Linked DNA regions of Homo sapiens: region 2 is linked to region 1. A link is a loop called in an ENCODE intact Hi-C map of the cell type or tissue named here. Cell type or tissue: OCI-LY7. All regions are shown on one strand. Each heading gives the region's core, and the rest is flanking DNA. Links, peaks and the distances in the headings are about the cores only.

Region 1 (7,531 bases), core at 1,231-6,230:
ACAGGATGGGGGGACTTAAAATGGAAGACATTCAAACAAGAAAAGTGGGGAGAATCATTATCAGCTCTAGTTTAAGGAGCCCATGTGCTTCTCACCTCTGTCTCTCGCTACCTGGCATACCTGGGCCTTAGAACCCAGATCTTATTTAATCCTAGAGCCACCCCCTCCTCCCTTAATCTCTCTGCAATGTGGAATCTCAGAGGCTACTATGGAGTGGCTCGTTTTGCTAAATATGTATTTACCCAGCAACTTCTACAATCATCACTGGAGAGATGCTTTCCCAGCCGCATAGGCAGTGTTAATTCCAGGCGATGCCGACCTGCTTAGGGCAACCAGATGAGGTAAGTGTGGAGGGATGGGGAGGACACTCAGGGTACCTGCTGGAGTGGCAAGAGAGTGAGGCCAGAGAGACCTGGGGGTGGGGAAAACTGGCTCTGCCACTTAGCAGCTCATTGGCCCCCACATTGTCTCTTCTTGCCCTGATAATCCCTCTCTGAAGCTAGGAAGTTCCTTTAAAATACAAATCAGGGCCAGGCATGATGGCTCACACCTGTAATCTCAGCACTTTGGGAAGCCGAGGTGGGTAGATCGCTTGAATTCAGGAGTTTGAGACCAGCCTGGCCAACATAGTGAAACCCTGACTCTACTAAAAATTCAAAAATTAGCTGGGCATGGTACCACACCTCTGCAATTAATCCCAGCTACTCAGGTGGCTGAGGAAGGAGAATCGCTTGAACCTGGGAGGTGGAGGTTGCAGCGAGCCAAGATCACACCACTGCACTCCAGCCTGGGTGACAGAGCAAGACTTCATCTCAAAACAAACAAACCCCCAAAAAACCCAAATCAGATCATGTCATTTCCATGCACAAATCATGACCATGATTTCCCATTGATTTAGAATAAAATCCAAATTCTACCAAGACCCATAAAGGCTCACAGACTGGGTTCATCCTCTGCTCCTCAATATCATCTTTCTCCAAAACCTTGTGTTTGTATGTTCACGGCTCTCATCCTGCCAGGAATGATTTCCTTGTTTGTTTTCCTGGTTCTTGCCCATAGCGCATCCTGGATTTAAAATTCCTGCTTATTTTATTCCTCACTAGGAGAAGGACATGCTTATTTTATTCCTCACTATATGCCCAGTGTCTGGCACAGTCCCCAGAGACACAGTCCACACTTGTAGAATAAAAGTAGTAATGACCTTGTGCATGATGCTTGACTTCTTGGAACCTCAGTTTTCTCATCTATGAAATGGGAATATATTAGGATGATTTTGTAAGGTTATTATAAGGTAGAAACAGAGTTGTAAAAAGTGCATTGTGCATAGTAGACATTCAAATTAGCAGTTACTATGATCATTATTATAAAGTTGCAAGTTCAATACAGATCACTTTTTTTTCCTCCAAAGCCATTTCAAAATAAGTTGTCAAATCGATGCCCTGTCACCCCTGAATACAGTAGAGTCTATTTCCTTAAAATAAGGACATGCTCTTAGTGATCATGGTAAAATTGTTAGGTCAGGACATGAATCCTGCAACATTACACCCATCTAATCCTCAGACCCCATTCACGGTTTCCTATTTGTGCCAATAACGTCCTTTCCAGTGAAAGGATCCAGTTCAGCATCTACTGTTGTGTTTAGCTGTCCTGTCTCTTGGATGTCCTCCAGTCTGGAGTGTTCCTCAGTCTCTCTTGGACTCTCGTGATGCTTTTGGAGGGGACAGCCAGCATTTTGTGGAATGTCACTCTGTGTGGGTGTGTCTGATGCTCCCTGGTGAATAGATTCAGGTCATGCATCTTGGGCAGGAATAGCATGTGAAAGACGTGGCATCCTTCTCATGGAACCCTGTTGGATGGCATGTGATTACTGCTGGCATTCACTCTGGTCACTTAATTGAGGGGCCCTCCCCACAGGGGACTTCTCTCCACTCTAAAATTACTCTTTCTGTCTTCGCAGTATTTTTTGTGGGGAGGGTCTTTGAAATTATGTAAATATCCTATTCAGTATCAAACATTTACTTTATTCATTCATTTATTTATATCAGTATGAACTCATTCCATGCTAGTTTTTTGAGTGGGCTGTAATTCATTACTATTCTCATTTATTTTGATTCTCAAATCACGTCATTTTTGGCTGGTGAGAGCCACTTCAAGCTGGTGTCTGTGTCCCTTGATGTGACCCCTATGATACTTTGAATGTTTTCTTGCTTTCTGGCACAAGATGTTCCAGTTATCTTGTTTTTTCCTGGAGCCAGCCTTGGAATCAGCCATTTCCCTAAAGTGCCTTGATTCAATTTAGTGGAGAATATCTGGAAACAAAGATATTGGTGTAAAGTATGTTTATAGCTATTAGGGCAGCACTGATTCCAGGTCCTCTTAATGTGCAAATCTAGGGAGTACATGTGTGTGTGCACACATGTATGTGTATGTAGATATACACATGTACAAACATGTTTACATCTATATTTATTAGATTTTTTTCTCCATATTGGAAACCAGAAAGTCACGTTAATACACCTCTGACTCCAATCCATCACCATAGAGCTCATTCTGGTTCTCTTCCTTTCCACATTTGTGACTCCTTTCTCTGACAGTGAGAAATCCATTTATACTCAGTGGTCAATGTAACGATTCTCCTGTTTCAGCTGCCACCCCTTCCATGCATGGACACCCTTGTCACCCTACCTGTGCACTCTCATCCCATCTTGGCTGCACCCAGCATGGGCTCTGATGACTGTTATTATTGTTATTGTTGTTGTTATTTTCATCCTTGGTGGGTTGGTGGGGCAGTGGAGTGGATGGGGTGCTTATGTCATTTAAGTCACCTGCCCTTATTTGGCCAAAGGGACCAGGCCTGGAGGCTAGCAGGTGCATTTTTTTTTTAATATTCATAGAATGCTTCTACGCAGTCCCTCTAAGAGGTCAAAGCAATTTAAAAAATCCTTGATAATTACCCAACATTCCAAAATTGATGGCTGATTCCAAGTGCTGTGTGTTTTATTCTTTCACCTCCTCCGCAGAAATCAAAGGGAGGAAAAGTAAGTAGCAGCTGAAATGATCCCCCACTCACTTTCTATAAAGAGGAAAATTAGCTGCTCTAATAATCATGAATATTAATGTATAGCCAATTTCACTCAATTAAAATGATGATCTATAATTTTGCCTCGGAGCTTTATGGAGACCATTTCAATGACTACTGAGTAGAAGTTGGATGCTTTTTAAAGTTCATGGGTTTGGCTTAACTCTCCCATCCCCATTACTGGCTTCCATGTAGGATGGACCCCAATTCCTTCCTTGGCCAAATTTCTCAGCTTTTAGAGAATGCATTCTTTCTATTTTTAGGGTCCAGGATCTATCATTGCCACAGTGAGTTTATGAGATCTCGCACAGCTCACATTCATTCCCATCTTCTTGAACACTGCTTCTCGCACCTCTCTGATCCACAGGGTCCCTGGATGTGTACCCACTGGCCACATGTGTCCAGTGAGGTCCCACTTTCCCTATTCATAGCAAATTAGCTAAAGGGGAAACACCTCCCCATGTAGAGTCTTTATCCTGGGAATTTGGGATTGGGACTAAGACGGATTAATGCCAGAGGGATCCTTCCCTTCCCTTCCCTTTCCTTCCCTTCCCTTCCCTCCCCTCCCCTCCCCTCCCCTCCCCTCCCTTCCCCTCCTCTCCACTCCTCTCTCCTCCCCTCTCGTCTTCTCGCCTCTGCAGCACAGTCCCTGCCTTTTATACTTTGTCTTCTGTAGAAGTTGAGGATATGGTGTAGCTACTGACTTCATTTTTTCTCCTGCTCCTGGCTCAACCTTTAACTTTTCAGGGAGCTCTCCATGGTCCTGAAGTTAGTTCTAGGGCTCTGCAATAGAATTTCCTTATTGGCATCTTTTGGGTGGTTCCTTTTCAAAGGGAGATCACATAGAGTGCAAGGTCTCCACCTCCTACCTTGAAGTTCTCCCAGCCTTTCCTCTTCTTGATGGAAAAAGAATACCCATTTCTTGTTTCCACGCCAAGTTGCTAGTGCACCAGTTTCCATGACAACAGAGAGTGGGGAGTTAAAGGCCAGCCTCTCATTTATAGCAGAATTAAAAGCTACCCTCTTGGAGAGTGAATAATGATCTCAGGAGGGTCCTGGAAATTGAAAAGCATTGGTTTTTTATTTATCCATCCACGTAGTATGGGGCTCTGAGGGAGAAAATATGGGGGTGGCGGGGGAGTTTCTGTAAGGGCTTTTCATGGGGAGAAGCGTATGCAGTAATGATGTTGGCAATAGCAATGATAACACCTCGCAGGGTCTCCACATTTTAAAATCTGTGGCAGCCACTTTAGACCCTCAATATAGCCTGTGGATTTGATGCGGGAAGAAACTGGGACTTCAAGTGAAGAAGTGATATATGTGCCCGTTTCATGCTGTCTTTTTAGTGCCTGGAGCATCTCACTGCCTGACTGGGACTTCCCCAGCAGTACCTAAGCAGTGACTCTCCTCCTCATCAAAAGGTACTGGTGCTCTGTCCCATTCCTCCCCATCCCTGATAACAATGGCACCCCGAGAAGCCTGTCTTAGCTAGACAGCAATAGTGAATTGAAGGTTTACTCTCTCAGGCCAAGTTTACTGGTGACTCCAATGGCTAAAGAGCTGACACTTTGTCTGATTAGAGTTTGGTTATGGGTGCTTTCCCCCATTCTGCTTACACAAAGGGCTCCTTTTTTTCATTGACGTTGGGGCACTAGTTTTATGCTCTGTATATCCTCAGGACAATCCTAGGAGGCAGGTACTATTATTATCCACATTTTACAGTTGAAGATATGACTCAGAGAGGCCATGTAACTTGTCAGAGTTCACACTGCTAGGAATGCGAGAGCTGTGATTGGAACCCAAGTCACCTGACACTTCGGTAGACATGAGTATCAAGTCCAACAAGAGCCAGAATAAGTCCCCCAAGGTACTCAGCTTGCTTGAAGTCCAAGGACACTTCTGAGACTTAGTTAGGGTTAATTTCAAAGTTGTCTCCTTAATTGGGAGGGTTTGGATTGTAGAAAGGCTCATGGGGAGAAGGGCTTTGGGTTGGGTTCATCTAGGAACCGTTGCCCAGCACAGGGTGAAATGCAGCTGGCTGGGCAATAAATATAGAAGCTTCACAGTCGCAGAAAAAAATCCCTCAGTTTCATGCTTTTCCATTCTGGGAGGGCCTGGTAGCATCTTTAGACGTATCTCCTCATATACTAGAGGGCTGGGTGGCAATGTCAGTCTGCAAATTTATGTTTCAGAGACCCAGAGGTGTGATCTGGGTAAATAATTAGGGTCATGCTATCATAAGAGGTTAGGATTATCGAGTCTCAGAGCTAAGTGGGATCTTAGAAATAGCCAAGTCAAATGTATGCCAAGGTTTTATTGTGTATACCACCAGGGATACATAAGATGATTTAGTTGTTGTATTAGTTAGGATAAGCTTATGAATGCAGTAACAAGCAAACCCAGAAGTCTCTGTGATTTTAGACAATCAAGCTTTGTTTCTCTTACATAAATTCTGTTGGGAGTCAGTCAACCCTCTATGGTGGTGGTCCCTCATGCAATTACTTAGGGACTCAGGCTACTTTGATTTTTGTGATGCTGCCACCCCACATGTAGCTTCTAGGTCATGAAGGCACAGAAGAGAGCTGGTAGGCTGCACATGTTGCCCAAAACATGACGACAGATGCAGAGGTTAAAAATCTTTGCTCTATGATTGGCTTGTTTAGCATTAATTTTTGATTGGGTTGTAAAATATAAACATTTGTGAGATTTAGAAGATTAAGATCATTTTGATAGTATTATTTACAGACTTTAAATATGTGGCTATCACATGTCTGTGCAGGGGAATAAGTACTACATAAATAGCTTAAATAGTTTGCATCAGCGAAAAAAAATCTTTGCTCTAAATAAGAACTGACTTGGCTGGGTGCAGTGGGTGGTGGCTCATGCCTGTAATCCTAGTGCTTCGGGAGGCCAAGGCAAGTGCATCACTTGAGGTCAGGAGTTCGAGACCAGCCTGGCCAACATGGTGAAACCCCAACTCTACTAAAAGTACAAAAATTAGCCAGGTGTGGTGGCACATGCCTGTAATTCCAGCTACTTAGGAGGTGGAGGCAGGAGAATCGCTTGAACCTGGGAGGCAGAGGTTGCAGTGAGCTGAGATTGCACCACTGCACTCCAGCCTGGGCAACAGAGTAAGACTCCATCTAAAAAAAAAAAAACCCAAAAAACAAAAGGAATTGACTTGCAAGAAGGAAAGAGGAGGGAATTTACCAGCTAGGGGCTTGAAACCACCCACCTCATTTGGTAGTATATCATAATTACAGACTTTTACTTCCCCTGAGTAGAATCGAAGACCACCTCCAAGATTTGATTTTTTGTCAGCAGGGGAGAAGGTGCCTCAACATTCAGAGGCAGGGAAGATGAGGCATCACTCTGTCCAGTAGAGGGGAGGGAAGCGGATCTTGTAGTAAACTCCCAAAAGGCGACTTGAAAGAGAAACTGATCTCATCCATCTGAAAGATGTAGCCAAAGGCAGAAACACAAATGCATATACAAAGACACACAGATACACTGAGGCAGACACACAAAGACATTCCAATGTGTGCACACACACACATCCAAGCACACACAGGCTCACTCACAAAGATACAGCAACACTCGCTTCCTCTGTGTGTGTGATTCATCTTCCCAAGCTAGGAGGAGATGCTGAAAGGACCTGTGGTCCCATGGGGACCATGAACGAGGCCTGTAGTGTATAAATCTGGGGTCAGCAGCAGAATGGGCTCAACCATCCCCATTTCTTTCTCTCTGGTGCCCTATAAACATCTCCTGGTTCCTGCCCCACCTCCCGGCAGCAATCCTTACTGCCATCTCTCCCAGCTTGTTAGATTTAGGTGCTGGAGTGATTTGTTTCTTTTCTCCAAATCAGCCCTAGAAGCTGCCTAACAGGGGCAAATTCACCATTCAGGGAGCCTGCAGAATCATATTGCTTTCTCCTTCACTGAGAGGGAAAATGGGATTTTTAGGGAAACAGCCATGGTTGGTTTGACTTGATCCCTTTGGCCTCGCAAAGCAAGAGAAAGGGATTTCTGACACAGGGTAGGACTGACCCCATTCCTCAGTTCAGTGTGGACTTCTGAGCCTCTGCTGTGGCTACCCTTGCACCCGGGGCCTTGGGTCCTGGGGTCAAGAAAATTAAGGCAGAAACCAGTTGGTAGACTTCTTGGAGACTTCACTCATCCTATGGCATCCTTGGTGCCAGGAGGTCTCCAGTGTCATGGTCAAGAGCATCAGCTCTGCACTCAGCCTGTCTGGGTCTAAATCTCAGCTCAGCTGGTAAGAGGCTCTATGACCTTGAGCTCATTACAGAATTTCTCTGAGCCTCAGTTTCCCCATCTTTCAAATGGGGATGATAATGGTAGTTCCCTCATGGAACTATCATGGATACATGGCATGTAAAATATTTTAGTACACGGTCACATCCTGGGAGACAGAGTTCCAGAAGTCGTGGCT
Region 2 (7,531 bases), core at 775-5,774, 460 kb after region 1:
GATAGATCCCTCTATGTTTATAGGTTTGAATCAGGTTATACACTCCTCAGGATGGCTTCAACTGGCAAGGGATTCTACAACTTGTGTTTTTGGTTTTCTTCTCTACCTGCAGCCCTTCAAGCAAGCAGTTACAGATCTGTAAACACTCCAGGGATGCTATTTAAAGACAGTCCTTTGTAAATCAAGGAGCGCTTCTGAAACACAAATGGATGTAATCACCCCCTAATTTGCTTGGTTTGTGGGTTTGGAGTTGCTTGCTTGCTTTATTTAGTCTGTTTTGGATCCTGTTGTGGGCTGAGAATCAACAGCATCAGCTATAAGTGTGTAGGCACTGGCTGTATTATGTTTTGTTCTGTGCAATGCCAAGCATGATGCCAAATGTATGATTTTTTTTTTTTGCAGTACCGTAAATTACATATCCAAGTGAACATTGTCCTTCAAAGTTCTCATCTTGAGAAGGTACTTTCCCTGCACCCCCACCCCACCTCTGCTTTGAGTAGCCAGACCACCACTTCAGCATCCCTCTTCTCACTCTCTTTCCTGAGCTTCTGAGGGTTCTTCCAGGGCAGGGACTGTGCTGGTTTGACTTTGTATTCTTACACATAGCACGTGATTGGATCCTACTCACTCCCACTCTCCCTTGCAGGATGTCCCCATTTCAGTCAATGGGCAAGAATGCAACCAAGAAGAGAGCTGCAGGTGTCAGAGGCATTTGAACCAGAGCAACTCCATCTTGAATAGGGACTGGGTAAAATAAGATCTGCTGGGCTGCATTCCCAGGAGATTAAGACATTCTTAGTCACACAATGAAATAGGAGATCAGCACAAGGTACAGGTCATGAAGACCTTGCTGATAAAACTGGTTGCAGTAAAGAAGGCTGCCAAAATCCACCAAAACCAAGATAGTAATGAGAATGATCTCTGGTCTTCCTCAGTGCTACACTCCCACTGGCGCCATGAGAGTTTACAAATGCCATGGCAATGTCAGGCATGGTCTAAAAAGGGGAGGCATGAGTAATCCATCCCTTGTTTAGCATATCATCAAGAAATAACCATAAAAATGGGCAACCAGTAGTCCTTGGGTTGCTCTGCCTATGGAGTAGCCATTCTTTTTCCTTTACTTTTGTAATAAACTTGTTTTCACTTTATGGATTCACCTCGAATTCTCTCTTGCATGAGATCCAAGAACCCTCTTTTGGGGTCTGGATTGGGACCCCTTTCTGGTAACATTCAGGTGCAAGGTGATGGGGACTTGAAATAGGGTATTGGCCATGGTGATTGAAGAGGCAGACCAGTGTGTCACTCACTCATTGGATGTATGGGATGTGGCAGTGAAGGAGAAAGAGGTCCCTCTTACAATCTCTCACTACAATGCTTAGTGACCCTTCAGAGCCCTTGCCATGCTTTGTGATCACAGTCATTTATGATTGTTTTTCCATTGCCTGTGTCTTAGACTGTGAGTTCCAGGTGGGCAGTGGGTAGCAGCTGGCATACGTAAATGACAATTTACGGAATGAATAAATGACTAAACAAATGAATGAATATGTTCTCTCCTGATAAAAGCCACATGCTTGCTGCATCCAGCAGTTGGGCTCCCTAATTTTGTTCTCAAGCTTGAAAGGTGGAAGTTCTCACAGGGTCCCTCAGAACCCATCATAAGGAGTCCAAGTGCAGAACACAACTGCTCAGATTCACAGAAGACATCACGATCACATCCCGATTTGGGGCCAAACTGAGACTGAGCAATCATCTTAGCCCAGGAGTCTTGCAGTTCTGGAGCCCAGGGACACTACTGAGAATCTGACAGAAGCTACATGGCCTCTTTCCTTCCCCAAGTGCATGTATGAACATAATTTTGCCCAATATTGCAGAGATTTCATTGACCACACATGGACCAGCCCTTAACCAGTTCTGGGTTAAGAATCCATGATCTCTAATCCAAGGCTCTAATTTTAAAAATGAGCCCAGAGGGCTGAGCGCAGTGCCTCACATCTGTAATCCCAGGACTTTGGGAGGCTGAGGTGGTGGATGTGAGGTCAGGAGTTCAAGACCAGCCTGGCCAACATGGTGAAACCCTGTCTCTACTAAAAATACAAAAATTAGCCAGGTGTAGTAGCACACACCTGTAATCCCAGCTACTCCGGTGGCTGAGGCAGGAGAATCACTTGAACCCGGGAGGCAGTGGTTTCAGTGAGCCGAGATCATGCCATTGCACTCCATCCTGCCCGGGCAACACAGTGAGACTCTGTCTCAAAAAAAAAATGAGCCCAGAGAAGGGAAGTGACTTACCCAAAATTAGACAGATGAAACAAAAAGAAAAGAACCCCTTCTTTGAAATGTGAGTGGTCAGGTCTTTCTCATTTTCCCAGACCCCTCACTTTCTCTGGACAGAGACAGCCAGCATATTCATCCAGAGCTGAACTTTTCCATTTAAAATTCTTTATTTAGCATGGAAATGCATCTTCAGAAGTTTCTTCTGGATCAAAACCTCCCCAGGCGTGGTTTGAAGCTTTAAGAAGAGAAGAGCTGCACACTGATGTGTATGTGTTGGGAGAGTTTGGGGGAGGGTGGTTTCTGTTGTTAGTTGGGGGAAGTATTTTTCATTTATATTCTCTTTTTAGACTGTTTTCCCAAGTGATTTCTGACTCAGAGTGGACCAGAGCTCAGTTCTGCTCCATAGGATTAGTTAACAATCTTTGACAGTGCTGCATTCTCAGTGGAAGTCAGGCTTCCTGCAAAACACTGAATTATTCACACCAAACAGGTCACATTTGCTGAAGTAGTAAGTAGAATTTTGTGTGTCAAAGAAAGACTCATTAAATTGAGTGCTTCAGTAAAGCAAGCACCACTGGGGTTTAATTTATTGCTGCTGCTTGACATCTGCTTTCCCAAAGTGATGGGGACTGCCTCTACCCACGTGGGCAGACAGAGTGAGCCCATTTCTGGCTGTGACTAGAACACTTGTCTCATGAGGGCCAGTCCCAAGCTCTGTCCTTCACCCATGATATCAATGTTTGGATCATAGAACCTGCTATACCCAAAGCTCTGTGGGGTAGAGATAAGACTGGTTGTTTTTTTGGATGAGGTGGGCGCTCTCACCCTAGCATCCAATAATGCTGTCTTTACAACAAGTTATTTGGTTGCAATAAATGAACATTTTATTATATTAACCCAGGTAGAAGGAGTTGACAGGTGGACAAAGGTAGATCTCATCAGAAGTCATCAGATGACTAGGTTCTCTAGCCTTCCCTCTCCCTCTCTGTAGATGTGTGATAGAAAGAATGAATATATGAACAAATGGATGTAATACATGAATAAATAGGAATCCAAGTGCATGAACTATGGTAGGTGGCCACACAACTTCTGCTTGAATATGCTCCCTGACAACCTGGATATAGCCTAACCTAAGTTTCTGCGAGAGGTGGAAACACATGTTGCTGTCCATGGTCCTAAATAATCACTGAGCACAGTTTTTGTTTGTTTGTTTTCTCCTAGCACTGCCTCAGCACATCCCAACTGAGCATCAGGTGGCCTATAGAGATGGAGGTAAAATTGCTGAGCTGGAAGTCTTGGCTAATGCTAGCATCTGCATATTCAGTTCTAAGCAGTTCAAAGCCCTTCTCAGTTAGAGTCTGCAATAAGTGCCTTGAGTAGGCCCAGGGGATCAAGCAACCCAATTAACCTGCTTTCACCCCAGTGTAATGTGCCAATTTTTATGAATGTGTGTGTGCATGCATTCAGCATCCAGGTATTCAGAGGGTAGCCTGCTGTTCATGTCAGCATGTCTCCAGGCAGAATGCTCTCAACTTTCTTTGGCCCCCACATTTCAACTTGCAGAAATAAACGGAGAAGATTTGCAATCCAGTGTGTAGTTCACCCTTCTTAAAATCTTGCAGCTGTCACCAGAATTCTGTGGCCCTGTCAGCTCCTCAATTGGATCTAAGAAGGGTGGTGTTCAGGTGCACTATTGTTGTTCTAGATATAGACTTTGAATGTTGGAACATCCAGGATTAATCCTTGCTTTCCCCTCCCCGTCAATAAGCTGGAGCTACAGTGACTACTTTGAGGGCATTTCCCCTTACCCATCATCCCCTCCTCTGCATTTGTGTTATGCTATTATCTTGCACCATAGCCCTCCCCCTGCCACTGGTGATTGGGCCAGGCACTTACGCCTGATGGCCAATCAAACCATCTTTCTCAGAAATTTGGGATTAAGATTGAGAGGTGCTTATTAGTCTGTGTGGGCCAATCAAAACACCTTTCCCAGAAATTTGGAATTAGGATTGAGAGGTGCTGGTCGGTCTGTGCTGTCTGTTGGCAATGGTATAAGCATGGGAGCTAGGGAGAAAAAAAGAGTGCCTTCCTCAGACAAACCAGTTTTCAGACAGGTTGAGAGAGAGAAGAATAAAATAAGGAACAGAGTTGGGGCCCAGGGAACATGTGACAGAGTTATTGCTAGACAAACAGAGAGGTTTCCCTTAGCATGGAATAGCATGGGATAGCATGCCTGGGATAGCAAGGCCCCTTCCCAGACCCCACATATCAGCAGAATTAACACTTTGGAGATACTTCTACTCTTTCTGGAAACTTTCTAAGTCCTGTCTCTAGAGCCTGAAACCTGCTGGGTCTGTCAGTGCCATCCAGGCAGGGTACCCCAAACTCAGACCAAGTGTGTGAACTCCAGTCTCTGCTCTACCCCACATGATTCTCTCTGACCCTTTTCTCTATGTACTGGGTCAACCAGATGCTCCAAAGATTAAAGTTGTTCTGGGTACTGTGGCCTAGTAAGCTGATAGTCTCTGCTAGCCAGTGTGGTACTTCCTTAATGGCACTGGGTGCAATTGGTCCACAGAATGGTGCCAACATGCTGCTTTAGGCTGATGCACATTGTTTACAGAGACAGGAGATCCACAGTAAGCATTTACCTTGGGACCCGCACACCCTAGTGACATCCCTGCACTGCAGTTCTTGACAGCCTTTCATTTCCTGTTTCCAGTCCTTCTGGAAGTTCTATAAGGAATGCAGTACCTCCCTGTAAAATCTTGCTGTTTATTTCAGCCAGTACAAAGGAGCTGTTCTCTACAGTCCTGCAGCCAAATATTGTGTTGAGTAAGACAGCAGCTTCCACAAGCCTCTCCCCACTTAGAGCTTCCACCACTCCATCTAAGAAAGGGGATCATACTCCTGATATCTCCTTCACAGAGCTGGTTAGTGGGTTTAATGAGCTCATTCCTCATGCCTTTATTCATTTATCAAATACTGAGTACCTACTTCATGCCAGACACCGAAGATACAATTGTGGCTAGGCATGGCCCAAGCTGCTGCTTTCATAAACTTTATGCCTAGCAGGAGGAGGCAGGTAAGACCACACAAATATATATCTGTGGTGGTAAGTGTTATGAAGAAAAATCAGGCAGAATAGAGGATTGGTAATTCCTGGGAATGTGGTGTGTGTTATTTTCTATAGGGTGCTTGGGAGAGGCTTATCTGATGAGATTGCATTTGAGCAAAGACCTGAAGGAGATGAAGAAATGAGCCACGTGGACATATAGGGGAGGATCATCTTTGCAGAGGAAGTAGCAAGGGCAAATGCCCTGGGGCAGGAGCACATTTGGCATAATAGAGGAATAGCACAAAGGTCCATGTGGCTGGAACAAAGTGAAAGAAGAAGGGCATGATCAGAAATGCGATCAGGAGGTGAGGCGAAGAGCTGATCCTGTAGGACCTTGAGGGCTACCATAAGGACTTTGATTTTTCCTCTGAGTGAGACAGAAAGTATGGGAGGTTTTTGAGCAGAGAAAGGATGTTATTTTCACAAGATCATTCTGGCGGCTGGGGTTAGATTAGACTGAAAGGGGATGAGATGGAGGTTGGAATACGGACAGAAGCAAAGAGATCAGTTGAGGCTATTAAAATCATTCAAACAAGACATGATGGTGGCCTGGATCAGGGCAGTATCAGTGGAGATGGTGAGAAGTTTTGAGATTCTGGAAATATTGCTTTCAATGGCAAAAATTTCAATTACTTTTGCACCAGCCTAATATTTTGAAGGTAGGGCTTGTAGGTTTTTCTAATGTGCATTGTGAGAACTGTGCACATAAAGCACACACATACCACTGTGCTTGGCTAAGGGGTGGAGGTCCGGTGTGTTCAATCAAGGGTCCCCCACAGTCTCTGCCCAGGGAAATGTTTCATCTGCCCTTGGACATGGGCTATGGCACTAAGACATGAGCCTTGACCTCCATTCTACCCCTAAGATTAGAAAAGATAATAGATGCCATCCCTACAGCAGCAGATAGTAAAATAAACTTGATGGTCCTTCTCCTAGTACTCCTCACTAGGTACCACATTTTATCCTATTGTCCCCATGAGTAAGAAAATATGACCATTCTTATGGCATCCACTGATTTGTGTTCCCAATTATTGCATGCAATCTTTTATTCATACAATAAACATTTATTGAGCTGCTATGTGGACCAGGCACAGATAATACAGAGATTCCTAACATACGGACCCTTCCCCAAAGAAGCTCATGATCTGGTGAAGGAGACAGAAACTTATCAAAAATGAATAATTATAGGAAAAGTGACATCAGCAAGATGGACAGCTAGAAGCCCCTAGTACTCATTCCTGTCACAAAGACACAGCCAGAACAATAGATAAACAACTATATTTTAATACAAATAACTGAGGGAGATTGCTACAGTGCATCAGAGGAGTGACAGAAACCCTGGTGAGCACAAAAACTTGGGATGACCAAGTAAAAAAGAGACAAATTCTGGGCCTCCACCACCCCATTCCCCAACCAGTATCAGCTGGGAACCAGAAAGATCTTCTCCCTGCAGTGAGGAGGTAATCAAGAGGATCCCAGTCACTCCTATCAATACCTTAGACACTACAGACCTCACCACTGAGGTTCCCTGTAGTCCTCACCAGCACTAAGCCTGGCTGAGGAAAGTACTTGGAGTCCGCATGGCTGGGATTCCTCTAGAAAAGGAGCCAGCAATGTGTCCCACTCCCTGTAGCCCATGTGGCTACTACATTATGCCATCTTGGAGTTGTAACCACGGCTAGAGTGTGTCTTGTTCTAGGGGTGAGTAGCCATGGTTCCCGTCCACCCCTGAGGCCAAGCCATTGCCAAGACACCACAGCCCAGTGGCACATCTCCAAGCCAAGCTGCAAGCAGCTGCTACACTCTTCCCTAGGGGGCCAAAAGGAGGTGGAGCCATTCCACCTACCCTTTCCTTAACTCCCTTGGGCCAGAGATGAAGGAGCACCCTGCCTCCTGAGAAAACAGTACCCTGGCCATTCAGAGCAGTCTTGACTCCTTGGTGCCTAAGTTGAAGCAGCACCTTTCACCCCAGGAAATGCTACCTTGGCAACTCAGAGTGGCTATGCACCCCAGTACCTAAGCTGAAGCAGTGCCATGAATCTCAGGGAAATGGTGCCTGAAACCTCAGCTGAAGTGGGATATCCCCCCCTTGGGGAATTGGTGCCCTGGCTGAGCTGAGAAACTGCACATCTCAGGGCT

What was found. A loop is a pair of places that touch in the nucleus more often than their neighbours do. Peaks named below come from ENCODE experiments on the same cell type or tissue, not always from the same donor. Only the 100,000 strongest peaks of a DNase experiment are listed, where the experiment ranks them.
Region 2: a loop joins it to region 1, with 2.8 times the contacts of the local background. A loop is called at or near these places in 26 of 110 quality-filtered maps.

What each region holds. Positions count from the first base shown.
Region 1 is chr12:108,464,819-108,472,349 of GRCh38, reverse strand. The region is part of intron 2 of LINC01498 (long intergenic non-protein coding RNA 1498); the gene reads left to right. Among named protein-coding and RNA genes, the nearest start is that of LINC01498, 5.1 kb to the left of the region's middle. RefSeq lists a silencer at 3,751-3,951. In OCI-LY7, for the core only: no CTCF peak of the experiment used is centred there; a DNase peak (open chromatin) is centred at 3,839.
Region 2 is chr12:108,000,522-108,008,052 of GRCh38, reverse strand. No RefSeq gene overlaps it. Among named protein-coding and RNA genes, the nearest start is that of WSCD2, 130 kb to the left of the region's middle. In OCI-LY7, for the core only: no CTCF peak of the experiment used is centred there; no DNase peak of the experiment used is centred there.